Regions from separate parts of the Homo sapiens genome. Here all the other regions are linked to region 2. The links are chromatin contacts, found by Hi-C or POLR2A ChIA-PET in ENCODE. All regions are on one chromosome and are shown on one strand. The core of a region is the stretch at or near the end of the contact, and the rest is flanking DNA. Distances in the headings are between cores, read along the strand shown.

Region 1 (4,071 bases), core at 763-3,262, 1.8 Mb after region 2:
TTAAAAAGAAGTGTCAGGCCAGGCGTGGTGGCTCACACCTGTAATCCCCGCACTTTGGGAGGCCGAGGAGGGGGTGGATCACTTGAGGTCAGGAGTTCCAGACCAGCCTGGGCAACATGGTGAAATGCCGTCTCTACTAAAAATACAAAAATTAGCTGGGGGTCGTGGTGTACGCCTGTAATCCCAGCTACTTGGGAGTCTGCAGCAGGAGAATCGCTTGAACCTGGGAGGTGGAGTTTGCAGTGAGCCGAGATTCCGCCACTGCACTCCAGCCTGGGCGACAGAGTGAGACTCTGTGTCAAAAAAAAAAAAAAAGAAGAAGAAGAAGAAGCATGTAGTGGCATAAGAGGGTGGATGCACCCATCTCTTCAAATACTGGCTTCTTCTGTGGAACTAGAAATATCTGAAGTCTGGAGAGAACAGTCCTGAAATGGATCACAGCAAAGCCTACCTTCCTCCTCTAAGCCTCTTCTCCCACATGCCCCTCACCCCCCATATTCTGTTCTCTTTACTCTCTAGCATTGTCTAGTTGCCCAGCTGCCACTTGGTCTCCAAACGTCTTTTTTGCTTTAGATTTTTTAGAGATAGGGTCTCACACTGTTGCCCAGGCTGGAGTGCACTGGCACTATCACAATAAACAGCTCACTGTAATCTTGAACTCCTGGGATCGAACAATCCTCCTCCCTCAGGCTCCTGAGTAGGTAGAACTACAGGCATGCACCACCCCACCTGGTGAATTTTTTCTATTTTTTATAGAGACAGAGTCTTGCTATGTTGCCTAGGCTGGTCCCAAACTCCTGGCCTCAACCGATTCTCCCACCTCAGCCTCCCAAAGTGCTGGGATTACAGGTGTGAGCCACTGTGCCTGGCCCAAGCCTTGTTTTGGATAATTTGTGATACGCATCTACTTTGGTACAAAGTAGATATTTATAAGTGTTATATATTTCATACTGGGAAATGATGTTTGATGAGAACACGGACACATAAAGTATACCAAATCTGAATTAAAAGAGTACTAAATTCAAATAAACTTAAGTAACAGTGAGTCCATAGATTTTGCACGGTTATGCTAATAGCATGGGCCTACCCCATGGCACACTGAGAATCATTACAAAGCGCAGAAGGGCTCACAGTGTCCATTTACAGGGGCTAAACTGACCAGAAAGGGAGAAAAAGGAGATCGGAACCCAAAGGCAGCAGAGGAGACCCTGAAAGAATGGGCTATCGCTGAGATTCTGACTTTAGATGACTCCAGGGTTTCTCTCCTCCTGACGGCCTCGGGCCTTTCTCCTTCCAGTGTCATTCCAGCCCCATCCAGGTGTGCTCTCCTCCCGAGGCCACTGCTGGACAACTAAGGTCCGGTCCACCCTAGCACCAGCCCTGCATTCTCCACAAGACCTTTTCGGACTATTCCGAGGCCGATTCGATCCTCCGTTTCTCGGAGAGAGCTCTGAGCACTTTGGCTCTAAAATTTCAGGCAAGATCTGTCTTCCTCTAACTCCAAAGTAAATAGCTGCAGTCGCTCTCCAGGCTTAACCTTGTCCATATAGCAGCGGTCAATCTGATCGCTCCTGCGCTTCCCCCAGGACACGGATCCCACCGCTTTCTCCACCCCCCAAAACGCTCCCGGGGTCCCCAGGACACCGCTTTCTGCAACCCCGTGTAGGGCGCCCCTACTTCAGTCCAACGCGCGGCTCCGTCCCACCGCGAGCACCCCTCAGCTCCGGAGTCCCACCCCGGAGCTACCCCGGAGCTACCCCGCGCGCCCCCGCGTCGCGACGCACGTGCTCCCCGCTCCCATTCATTCCGCCCACTGCTGTCATTGGAGCCGTGACCTCTGAGCCCCGCCGGGCGCGCGCCTCCCAACCTCACCTGCGCGCGGACTTCGGCAGCGGCGCTCGGCCCCAACGGTCCCGCACGGCCGGGGGAGCCGGGCCCGGGGCTCCGCGCCGCCGGCTTCCAGGAGCAGCCGCGCCGCCACCGCCACCAGCGCGAGGCCATGGTCGGAGTCTGAAAGTCGCGGCAGGGCGGCGGCTCCGCCTCTGGCCCGCGATCCTCCTCCCGGGACCCGGAGCCGGAAACCTGGCACAGGAAGCGCTTCGGCCAGGCCCGGGAGCGCGGTTCGCTCTTCCTCGCTTGCGGTCCGGCTGCCGGCGCGGACACTTCGGGTGTCTGCCCGTCTGCAGCCAACGGGGACTGCAGCCGCTCCCGGGAGGCGACGGGGCAGGGGCGTGCGGAGACCTGGTCTGGGGACCCCGAGCGTAACCTTCCCCGGGGCGAGCCTCCTATCCCCACCTCTTCCCGGAAGCTGTGCAGGGAGACTGGCCACGCCTGCAGTCATAGCAAAAATGTCCCTGTGGGGACCTTTTATTAGCAAGAAATACTACCGCGCGCCACCCTTGCAGCCACGAACTCTTTTGTTCTGCGTGTTTAGGCAGAAACATAACTCAGAGAATGGGGTTCCCGCTCCGCAGCCTAAGCCGGAGGCGACGGTTTCCGCTGCTGCTTCCCTTGGCAGTGACCTGACACGCCCTGGTCGGCTGCCTTTTGCAATCTGTTCTTGAAGGAAGTTCCAGCCCATCGCATCTTCCTAGAAACAAGTCCGACCACGATCAGGGTTGTTGTGAAATAGTAGCTAAATTAGCCGGGTCTCGTGACTTTTGGACTCTCCCCTCCAAACGCCTTATAGGTATAGTTTGGCAATCTTGCTCACACCTGGGTGTGAACCTGCGTGTACCCAGCCCGGGAGATATTGGAGTCTGTACAGGATTAGTACCCCTTATGGGTTAGAAAGGCCTTCTTTCCTTAGCTCTAAGGCCAGATCTACTGGTGCTAAGAGACAGCGTGTTCCGAACAGAAATTAAGTGATATAAACATTCAGCGCATGCACTCAAACACACAGAGCCAGTGAGATAGGGGGTAAGCATTAGAGATAGAGAAATGCAATTTAGTCCTCAAAAAATTCACTCTAATGAGGAAATAGACCAGCAAGTAGGTAATTGCAGTTCTCTGATTCATGTATTTTCTTGTTCTTGGGTTAAAGAATGCGGTAGCCTCATAGCTGGGTACATTAATTTCATATTTAATCGTGTGGATTTTTTATGGAATGAAGACATCATAGACTATATAAAGACATCTATGAAAATAAGCCAGTTTGATGGTGTTTTTTCCATCTTGAAGAATAGTATGTAAAAATATGCAAAGCTTTATGAGTAAAGATTGTTAATATGCACCTGTAGCTTATCTTGGTTTAGATTAGGTTTATATATTAAGAAACATTCATAAGGTGGAATTTGCCAAGTAGAGTGTAGCAGTAAGCACTTGGGTTGTACTTGATCCTATGACTAAGACATTATCATTTGCCCTTTTTTGTATATAAAGATAAGGAAACATATAGAGGAAATACCGTATGGTCAAATAAGTATCACACTCAAGCTCACCCAGTTGTCAAGTATGTCACTACACAATTTTGTCAGACCATGTTCGTTTAGAGATTGCTTGGCCACATTAAAACAGAAAACATTGCTCTTAAAAAGATGCTGTAGGTCGGGGGCACAGTGGCTCAGCCTGTAATCCCAGCACTGTGGGAGGCCGAGGCAGGTGGATCACTTGAGGTCAGGAGTTTGAGACCAGCCTGGCCAACATGGTGAAACCCGTCTCTACTAAATATTCAAAAATTAGTTGGGCATGGTGGTGCATGTTCTGTAATCCCAACCACTTAGGAGGCTGAGGCAAGAGAATCACTTGAACCTGGGAGGCAGAGGTTGCAGTGAGCCGAGATTGTGCCACTGCACTTCGGCCTAGGTGACAAAGTGAGACTCCGTCTTTAAAAAAAAGAAAAAGAAAAAAAGATGCCGTAGTATTGCAAGGCTAAGTAGGGACAGCAGCTGAAGTTCCTCAAGACTTCCAACGTTACTGTATAGCTAAACTCTTGAGAAAAAACAGTAAGCTACCAATTGGACATACGGAATTCACAAGTAGTTCTTTTGACCCCACTAGGCCAAGCATGAGTTGAGGAAGTTAAAAACACTATCTGAGTTATGCAGGTAAGTGCTAAAGAACAGACTTCTC
Region 2 (4,163 bases), core at 1-2,500:
CTGTTTCCTCGCATACATTACCATCAATGCCCGGCCTGTGAGTGTGTGTCGGGGAGGGGGGAGAGCGGCCGCGAAAGGCGGGCGGGCGCGCAGGCGGCGGCGGCGGCGGGCGGCGGGCAGCCCCGGCACCTGGGCCCGGCGCGCCCTCGGCGACTCTCATCAGCTCCCAGTTACTGGCGCCGGCGCTCCCGGGCCATCTCCCTCCGTCGACACCACGCTCACTCTCAGCCGGGGCAGCGGCGCCAACTACACGGCGGCACCGCGAACCGGGGGGAGGGGGGCAAGACGACGCGTCCGGCTCAGCCCCGCGGAGAGCGACTGCCTCCTCCGCCTTCTCCTCCTCCTGCTCCGCCGCCTCCTCCCCTCCTCCCCCCGCCGCCGCCGCTGCTGCCGCCGCCTGGTCCTTCTTCTCCTCCTCCTCCTCCCGCCGCCGCCGCCGCCGCTGGTGCCGCCGCTGCCGCTCCACCAACTACATCCGGGCAACTCGGACGCTGCCGCCTTCGGGAAACCTCGGCAGTTTCCGCCGGGCCCCTCCTCTCCCACCCTCGGCCTTCCTCCCCGCACCGCGCGGGTCCGGAACACCGCCCTCGGCAAACCTCGGCTGGCTCCGGCCTTTCTCCTCCTCTGAGGCCTGGATCTTCTCTTCGCGACCAGTCTGCCCTTTCCTTCTTTTCCTCACTCGCGAGTCGGCCACCGCCGTTCCCGTTTAGGGATAGTCTCGCTCGGGCGCCTGCTCGAGGCTGATCTCAGGGGCTCCGGGCTGCGCAGGGAGGGAGCCGCCTTCCGGAAGAGGACGGTGGGGCGCGAGGGAAGCCATCGCGGACTAAATAAGGGAGGCTGCAGCGGCTGCGCGTGCGCCCAGAGGCGCAGCGGGAGGGGGTGCTCTCGGGCGAGCTCTCCGGCCGCGGCCCCCGCCCCTGCGCTGTCGGGCGGGGAGGTCGGAAACCCCCTGGCGAGACCACGGGCGGACGCTTCCCGAAGAGCTGCCTGGGCTGCAGCCGCGGAAGCTGCGTTCTGGGGAGCGGGGAGCGTGCTCCGGCGCCTTCGGGCCGCTGCTGGAAGCCGGAACCGAGCCCGGGCCGCTGCCCCTCACCGGACGCCGCGCGCCACCGGCCCTCCGCGGGGCAGGGGCTGCTGCGAGCTCGCCGGGCGCCCTTTAGACGTAAGTCTCACCCTGCGCCCCGAGGCAGGAAGGAGCGCGTGCAGTCCCGGCCAGAAACGGCTAATAGGAAGGGCTGAGGGGTTCTGTGTTCAAGGCAGAAGGCCGTGCGTCAGGGCGGCCCTCAGCGGAGATGCGTGCACGGAGCGGGGAGCGCCGCTCGGGGCAGGGAATGAAAGCGGCGCTTGAGACTGGAAATTTAGGGAGATGAGTTCCTTGGGAACAACGCTGAACCATCTCACTGCCCCACCCTACCCCTTGTTATTTTTTTTTGAGACAGGTCTCGCGCTGTCGTCCAGTCTGAGTGCAGTGACGCGATCACGGCTCACTGCAGCCTCGACCTCCGGGGCTTACGGGTCATCCCACCTCAGCCCTCTAAGTAGCTGGCACCACGGGCATGCACCACCACACCCGGCTAATTTTTTAAAAAAAGTTTTTCCGGAGATAGGGTCTCGCTGTGTTACCCAGGCTGGTCTCGAACCCCTGGCCTGAAGCGATCCTCCCGCCTCGGCCTCCCAAAGTGCTGGGATTACAGGCGTGAGCCACTGCGCTCGGCTTTTCACCCCTTTCTAACGTTTTCCATCCCTTTCTAACGTTTTCCATACCCAGCGGTGCCCTGCCCACCCTCTCTTTATCTCTCACTTTTCCCTCCTCTGTTTCTTCCTCGCTGAAGTCCATTGGTGAAAGAAAATTCATGTGAAAGTTCTCAGGTGTGTTAAGTGAAATTGCTACAAATTTGATTTTATGTACTGCTGCAGGTACATTGAGAGAAGAAACGTGAAGTATACCAAACAACCGTTAGTTGAGAGTGGTGGTATTCGGGTGATTGGTTGACTTTTTTTTTTTTTTTTGCACTATTTGTAAGGCAACATAGTTTAATGAAAAGAATTGTGGTAAACATAATTAGGTGATTAACACAGAAGAGGCAAATAGTAAACAAGTCAGAAGAAACAACCCCCTCCAAAAAATAAAAAGTAACTGATTTACTTGGTATCCAAGAAGTTACGTTATTGCTAGACCTAATAGAATGGAGAGATGGAATGATGTAGGGAGAAAGGCTCTGAAATCACAACTGGTTGGAAAAAAAATTTTAATTACATAATCTTATTTGTCACATCCATCTGCCAGATGTAGAGCTTATTGCTGTTTGTGGAGATGTGCAGACCAATAAAAAGCCTATTTAATGCTCTCTTAAACTACCAGTAACTAAAAAAAAAAATTGACAGTGACTGAAATTATGAAAACAAAAAAATTCGGTAGCATCTTAACATGTAATTTCTGACATATTTGTAGTGAATCCATTGAAGACAAACATCAGAGGAGTACAACAAATAACATTTCATAGAAACTTTGAAAACTGGCAGCAAAATTACTACTAATTTGTTTGATAACTAGATGTCTGCTGAAATTGGTATAAACCATTTGCTCAAAAGTAGCCAGGCATGGTGATGCATGCCTGTATTCCTAGCTACTCCCAGAGGCTGAAGCTGAACAATCACTTTAGTCCAGGAGTTCGAGACTGCAGTGAGTCATGATCACACCAGTGCACTCCAGCCTGGACGACAGAGGGAGACCCTGTCTCAAAAAGTAAATAGGCCGGATGCAGTGGGTCATGCCTGTAATCCCAGCACCTTGGGAGGCCAAGTCAGGTGGATCATTTTGAGGTCTGGAGTTTGAGACTAGCCTGGCCAACATTTTGAAACCCCATCTGTACTAAAAATATAAAAGTTAGCCAGGTGTGGTGGTGTGCGCCTGTAATCCCAGTTATTCGGGAGACTGAGGCAGGAGAATCACTTGGGCCTGGGAGGCGGAGGTTGTGGTGAGCCAAGATCTTGCCACTGCACTCCAGTCTGGGTGACAGTGAGACACTGTCTCTAAATAAAACCACATTATCAAAAGTCTGATCTGCTCTCCTTTACAGAAATACTTTATCTTTACTTCTCTCTCGAACCCACAGACTTCATTCCCACACTTCTGGACCTGTTCAAGATCATCTGTAGCATCCATGTTTTCAAGTCTGATTTTTATTTCTCAGTCTTCATCTCCACTTGTCAGCAGCATTTGACACAGCTGATAACTTTCTTCTCCTTAAAGTTCCTTATCTTGCCTACCAGGATTTCATTTTCTTTCTTGCTTCTCTTCCTTCCCAAATGGCTGTTCCTTAGACTCCTTACTGGTTTCTCCTTCTTTTCCAGCCTCTAAATGCTGGAGTGGCGTGAGATTCAAATCTTACAACCCGCACTCCTCTGTTCTCTCTCCCTAGGCAATCTCATTCAGATCTCTGGCTGGATGAAACCCACATTTGAATTTCCAGTCCACACCTTTCCTCTGAACACAAGACTCACACTTAACTGCCTACTGTATAGCACTGCTTGAGTTTCTAACAGGCATCACAAACTTAATGTATTCAAAACGAAACTCTTAATCTCCCCCCACCCCAAACAAGTCCTGCTGAGATCTTCCCAATCTCTTGAAATGACAACTCCATTCTTCTAGTGGAGGCTAAAAACTTTGGAGTCATCTTTGATTGTTTTATATCTCACATTGACTCCATCAACAAATTTTGCCAGCATTACCTTCAAAATGTATCCACAATCTGATCTCTGTAACCCACCTCCAGCAAGTTCACTCTGGTCCAAGCCACCATCATTAAACCTGGACCGTGGCAAAGGCTTTCTAACTGATCTTGCCCTTCTATGCCTGCTTCCACATTGTTTGCTGTCTCATACAGTGCAGTAATCCCTTAAAAAGTCAGATAATATTCCAATCTTGAATAAAAGCCAAAGTTATAGCCATGATCCACTAGGCCATATGTAAACTGCCTGTTACTTCTGGCTTCTTATCCACTGACTTCTTTATTTGCTCTTTTTTTGTTTTTGTTTTTGTTTTTGTTTGAGACTGATTCTCACTGTCGCCAGGCTGGAGTGCAGTGGGATGATCTTGGCTCACTGCAACCTCTGCCTCCCAGGTTCAAGCAATGCTCCTGCCTCAGCCTCCTGAGTAG
Region 3 (3,982 bases), core at 1,242-3,741, 1.4 Mb after region 2:
AATAGACACAGCAGAATGCATGGGAAGACACATTTCAAAGAATGAATGAACCAGTTTTGGAAAAGGGTTTGATGAGTTTCTTGGTAACTCTTAAAAGGAGAAAACACGTGTGACAGCCTTGAACTGGAATTAAAGAGCTTTATCTGGCCAGGCACGGTGGCTCACGCCTGTAATCCCAGCATTTTGGGAGGCCAAGGCGGGCGGATCACGAGGTCAGGAGATTGAGACCATCCTGGCTAACACAGTGAAACCCCGTCTCTACTAAACAAAATACAAAAAGTAGCCGGGTGTGGTGGTGGGCGCCTGTAGTCCCAGCTACTCAGGAGGCTGAGGCAGGAGAATGGTGTGAACCAAGGAGGCGGAGCTTGCAGTGAGCCGAGATATCGTGCCACTGCACTCCAGCCTGGGAGACAGAGCGAGACTTCATCTCAAAAAAAAAAAAAAAAAGAGCTTTATCTAAGGGATTTGCTAAGGCATTCATATCTCAGTTGATTTTCACTATAAAACAAATATTCCCCTAACACATTAATTTCATTGACATAATTATTAAATGAGGGTATAGGAAAACTGAACCAGGGCATTACTTTAGCCTTAGATAGGCATGGGAGTTCCAAGTGACAACTTTCTAGAGGGTGTCTGCTCTGGATCTGAAATTAATTTCCATATGAATGGGAGATCTTAGCTTTCAATGAACTCCAAGAAACTTTTTGGGGATCCAGCATTTGGCTGATGAATTCAACACCTCAGAGCTGGCCTAACATATAGTCCTTGGGTATCTCTGGTCTATACAAAAACACTATAGTCAACCAAATCTCTACAACTTACCTGGAGAGTGGTGTGTGATTCCTATATCCATCCAGACTGGTAATGTCTTTGGCCTTAATTTCAGGCTGCATTAGGAAATGTCAGAGTCCTCTGTTCAGAGTCAGTGTTCTCCACACTTGAGTATTTTTTGTTTGTTTTTGTTTTTGTTTTTTGAGAGAGAGTCGTGGTCTCCATCCAAGAGTCTCCACTCCAGAGGCAGTGGTGTGAACCTCTGCCTCCCAGGTTCAAGTGTTTCTCCTGCCTCAGCCTCCCGAGTAGCTGGGACTACAGGCATGCACCACCACACCCAGCTAATTTTTGTATTTTTAGTAGAGACGGGGTTTCACCACGTTGGCCTGGTCTCGAACTCCTGACCTCAGGTAATCCACCCACCTCGGCCTCCTAAAGTGCTGGGACTTGACTAGCTTCATAGATCACCTTGGGGAGTGTTGAGGAGACAACATAACTTTCTAGCTGGGGTAGTGTAGGAGGAAAATTCTTGGTGACGATAGTGGAAACCACTCTCCCACATCAAAACCATTTGATCTAGCTAAGCTGGAGAGGCCTGAGAAGTGTTGTTTTGTTTTTGCTCATTTCTCACTTGGCAATAAAGACGCCTGTTCTGGGGCCAGCCACCTCCTCCACAAGGGACCCTAGAGCTGTCCAGAGCTATGGAGGTGCATTCCAGCAGCAATTTCTGCTGAGACTCCACTTGACGTCTGCGTTGCTAATTCCAATTTGTTGTCAAATTATTCAATCTAGGCTGGGCGTGGTGGTTCACACCTGTAATCCCAGCACTTTGGGAGGCTGAGATGGGAGCATCATTTGAGCCCTGGAGTCGGAGACCAGCCTGGGCAACATGGTGAGACCCTGTCTCTACAAAAAATGCAAAAATAGCCGGGCGTGGTGGCTTGCGTCTGTAGTCTCAGCTACTCACTCAGGAGGCTGAGGTGGGAGTATCGTTGAGCCCAGGAGGTGGAGACTGCAGTGAGCCGTGATTGCACCACTGCACTACAGTCTGGGCGACAAAGCGAGACTCTGTTGGGGAAAAAAAAAAAAAAAAGAAGAAAGAGATGTAACCTTGGAAAATCAAAAGCAAAAAATAAAACATAAGGCTGGGCCAAAGGCAGAGGGGTGGGGGAAGGAGGCATGCAGAAATGCGTTCTCATTTCTTCTGGAGAATGTGCATTGGTTTCTCCTCGTAAGTTTGCACTTGACACATATTGCCACGATCTCCGAAATCCTGTGCCCTCTGCACTTGACACATATGCCACGATCTCCGAAATCCTGTGCCCTCTGTTGTTGCATCTGTTAAGTTCTCATGGAGACCAGATGGCACCCAAAGGGACATGGAAGGGGAATAAACTGAGAGATAGGGAGATTCAGAGAGTTTCTTAGGGGAGTTTTCTCGGAGAAGAGGCTTTCAGCATCTTAAAACTCCACGCTACTCCAGTCCCAGTCATGCGTAAAGGCTGCTTCCCCACAGGCGCGAGGCTTCTTTTCGCAAACGTCCTGAACACTCAGCCAGACTCCCACCGACATTTGTTTGACAGGAACGCAGGGCTCGTCCCAGTCGCCGAGATTTGCGAGGTCTGGGCCTTGCACATGCGCATGGAGCACACTTGACCACTGGGCCTTCGTGCGCACGCGCGTGGACCTTGCCATCTGAGGTGCGCATGCGCACTTGTGTCTAGCGGGATCGCTTGCTTGGTAACCCGGAGGGAGAGATTGGAAACCGCGGAGTTTCCTTTGGGAGGCTGCGGCCAGCCGGGGCTGACTTGTTATGTTGGGCTCCGGAGGCCGTTAAGAGCCGAGAGAGACATGAGGTGTCTCTGAAGCCCGGTCGCCTGGGCCATGAAGAAGATTTTTAGTAAGAAGGGCGAGTCGCCCTTGGGCTCCTTCGCGCGGCGGCAGAGGAGCAGCGCGGGAGGCGGGGGCGAGCCGGGGGAGGGCGCCTACTCGCAGCCCGGCTACCACGTCCGAGACCGAGATCTCGGCAAGATCCACAAAGCTGCCAGCGCGGGTAATGTGGCGAAAGTGCAGCAGATCCTTTTGCTCAGGAAGAATGGCTTGAACGATAGAGACAAGATGAACAGGTAATAGGCGTCGCAAGCCCGGACTGAGTGCCACTGGAGTAGGCGGGCAGGAAGAGGGGCCCCTTTTGTGGGAGCCACCCAGGGCCTGGATCAGCCTCCCGCGGGCTCCGTAGCCCCTGGGACGGTGACACCTTGCAGGGCTCCAGCGCCCAGGCCGCCTTTCTGAGCAGAAAAACAAAAACAGAACTCTAGCTGGTTTCCGATCCCCCCGAAATCCCTTAGAGAGCACTTAAGTGACAATTTTAAAGTGAATTAACGAACAAAAGCACGTACAGCGTTTTATTTTTAATGTACACATTTAAGATACAATGTCATACACTTATGGAAAGGTGCATAATGAGATAAGCAGTTTCCATAATATAGCAACTTCTGGGTTAAAAATTATTTCTATAAAATCTGTTATTCGTCAGGCGCGGTGGCTCGCGCCTGTAATCACAGCACTTCGGGAGGCTGAGGCGGGAGGATTGCTTGAGGCCAGGAGTTCAAGGCCAGCCTGGGCATTATAGCGAGACCCCCCCCCCCAACTCTAATAGTCTCAGCTACTTGGAAGGCTGAGGCAGGAGCATCACTTGAGCCCAGGAGTTCTAGGCTGCAGTGAGGTATGTCAGTGACAACAGAGCAAGACCCTATCTTTCAAAAAGAAAAAGAAATAAAATGCCTTTAGGAAATAGATATACAAGTAATTTGTTTTTCTCAGCATTGCTTAAGCAGTGTATTAAGGAGAACCCATAGAATGGATTTTGTGAATAAATGTCAGTGCATGATAATATGTGACCATTGAAAGTGGCAGTAGAGGCCAGGCGTGGTGGCTCGCGCCTGTAAACCCAGCATTTTAGGAGACCAAGGCAAGCGGATATCCTGAGGTCAGAAGTTCGAGACCAGCTTGGCCAACATGGTGAAACCCCGTCTCTACTAAAAATACAAAAATTAGCTAGGCATGGTGGTGGGAGCCTGTAATCTCAGCTACTCCGAAGACTGAGGCAGGAGAATCGCTTGAACCTGGGAGGCAGAGGTTGCAGTGAGCCAAGATCGTGCCATTGCACTCCAGCCTGGGCAACAAGAGCAAAACTCTGTCTCAAAAA

Evidence for each region. Hi-C counts contacts between places; a loop is a spot of excess contacts on that map. ChIA-PET counts read pairs that join two places held with the same protein, here RNA polymerase II (POLR2A). Pooled maps may share reads with other maps.
Region 1: a pooled map shows a loop between it and region 2 (9-fold over the local background). The contact joins the promoter of PDSS1 here to the promoter of WAC-AS1 in region 2. A Hi-C loop is called at or near these places in 9 of 50 pooled maps. POLR2A ChIA-PET finds 5 or more read pairs at or near these places in 2 of 52 experiments (OCI-LY7 and activated B cell).
Region 3: a map of CD8-positive, alpha-beta T cell shows a loop between it and region 2 (14-fold over the local background). The contact joins the promoter of ANKRD26 here to the promoter of WAC-AS1 in region 2. A Hi-C loop is called at or near these places in 3 of 168 maps with a recorded cell type or tissue (CD4-positive, alpha-beta memory T cell, CD8-positive, alpha-beta T cell and naive thymus-derived CD4-positive, alpha-beta T cell) and 13 of 50 pooled maps. POLR2A ChIA-PET finds 5 or more read pairs at or near these places in 4 of 52 experiments (activated CD4-positive, alpha-beta T cell, activated T-cell and naive thymus-derived CD8-positive, alpha-beta T cell).

What each region holds. Positions count from the first base shown.
Region 1 is chr10:26,695,642-26,699,712 of GRCh38, reverse strand. It overlaps PDSS1 (decaprenyl diphosphate synthase subunit 1), which reads right to left and starts at 2,012. Exons shown (of 12, transcript NM_014317.5): 1 at 1,873-2,012. The coding sequence starts at 2,001. RefSeq lists an enhancer at 957-1,845 and a silencer at 1,720-2,339.
Region 2 is chr10:28,529,441-28,533,603 of GRCh38, reverse strand. WAC-AS1 (WAC antisense RNA 1) reads left to right here and starts at 1,250. Exons shown (of 3, transcript NR_033805.1): 1 at 1,250-1,869. It overlaps WAC (WW domain containing adaptor with coiled-coil), which reads right to left and starts at 486. Exons shown (of 14, transcript NM_016628.5): 1 at 1-486. The coding sequence starts at 24. RefSeq lists silencers at 3-82, 293-442, 813-1,232 and enhancers at 593-782, 403-1,086.
Region 3 is chr10:27,099,003-27,102,984 of GRCh38, reverse strand. ANKRD26 (ankyrin repeat domain containing 26) reads left to right here and starts at 2,491. Exons shown (of 34, transcript NM_014915.3): 1 at 2,491-2,900. The coding sequence starts at 2,659. RefSeq lists a silencer at 2,645-2,824 and an enhancer at 2,995-3,054.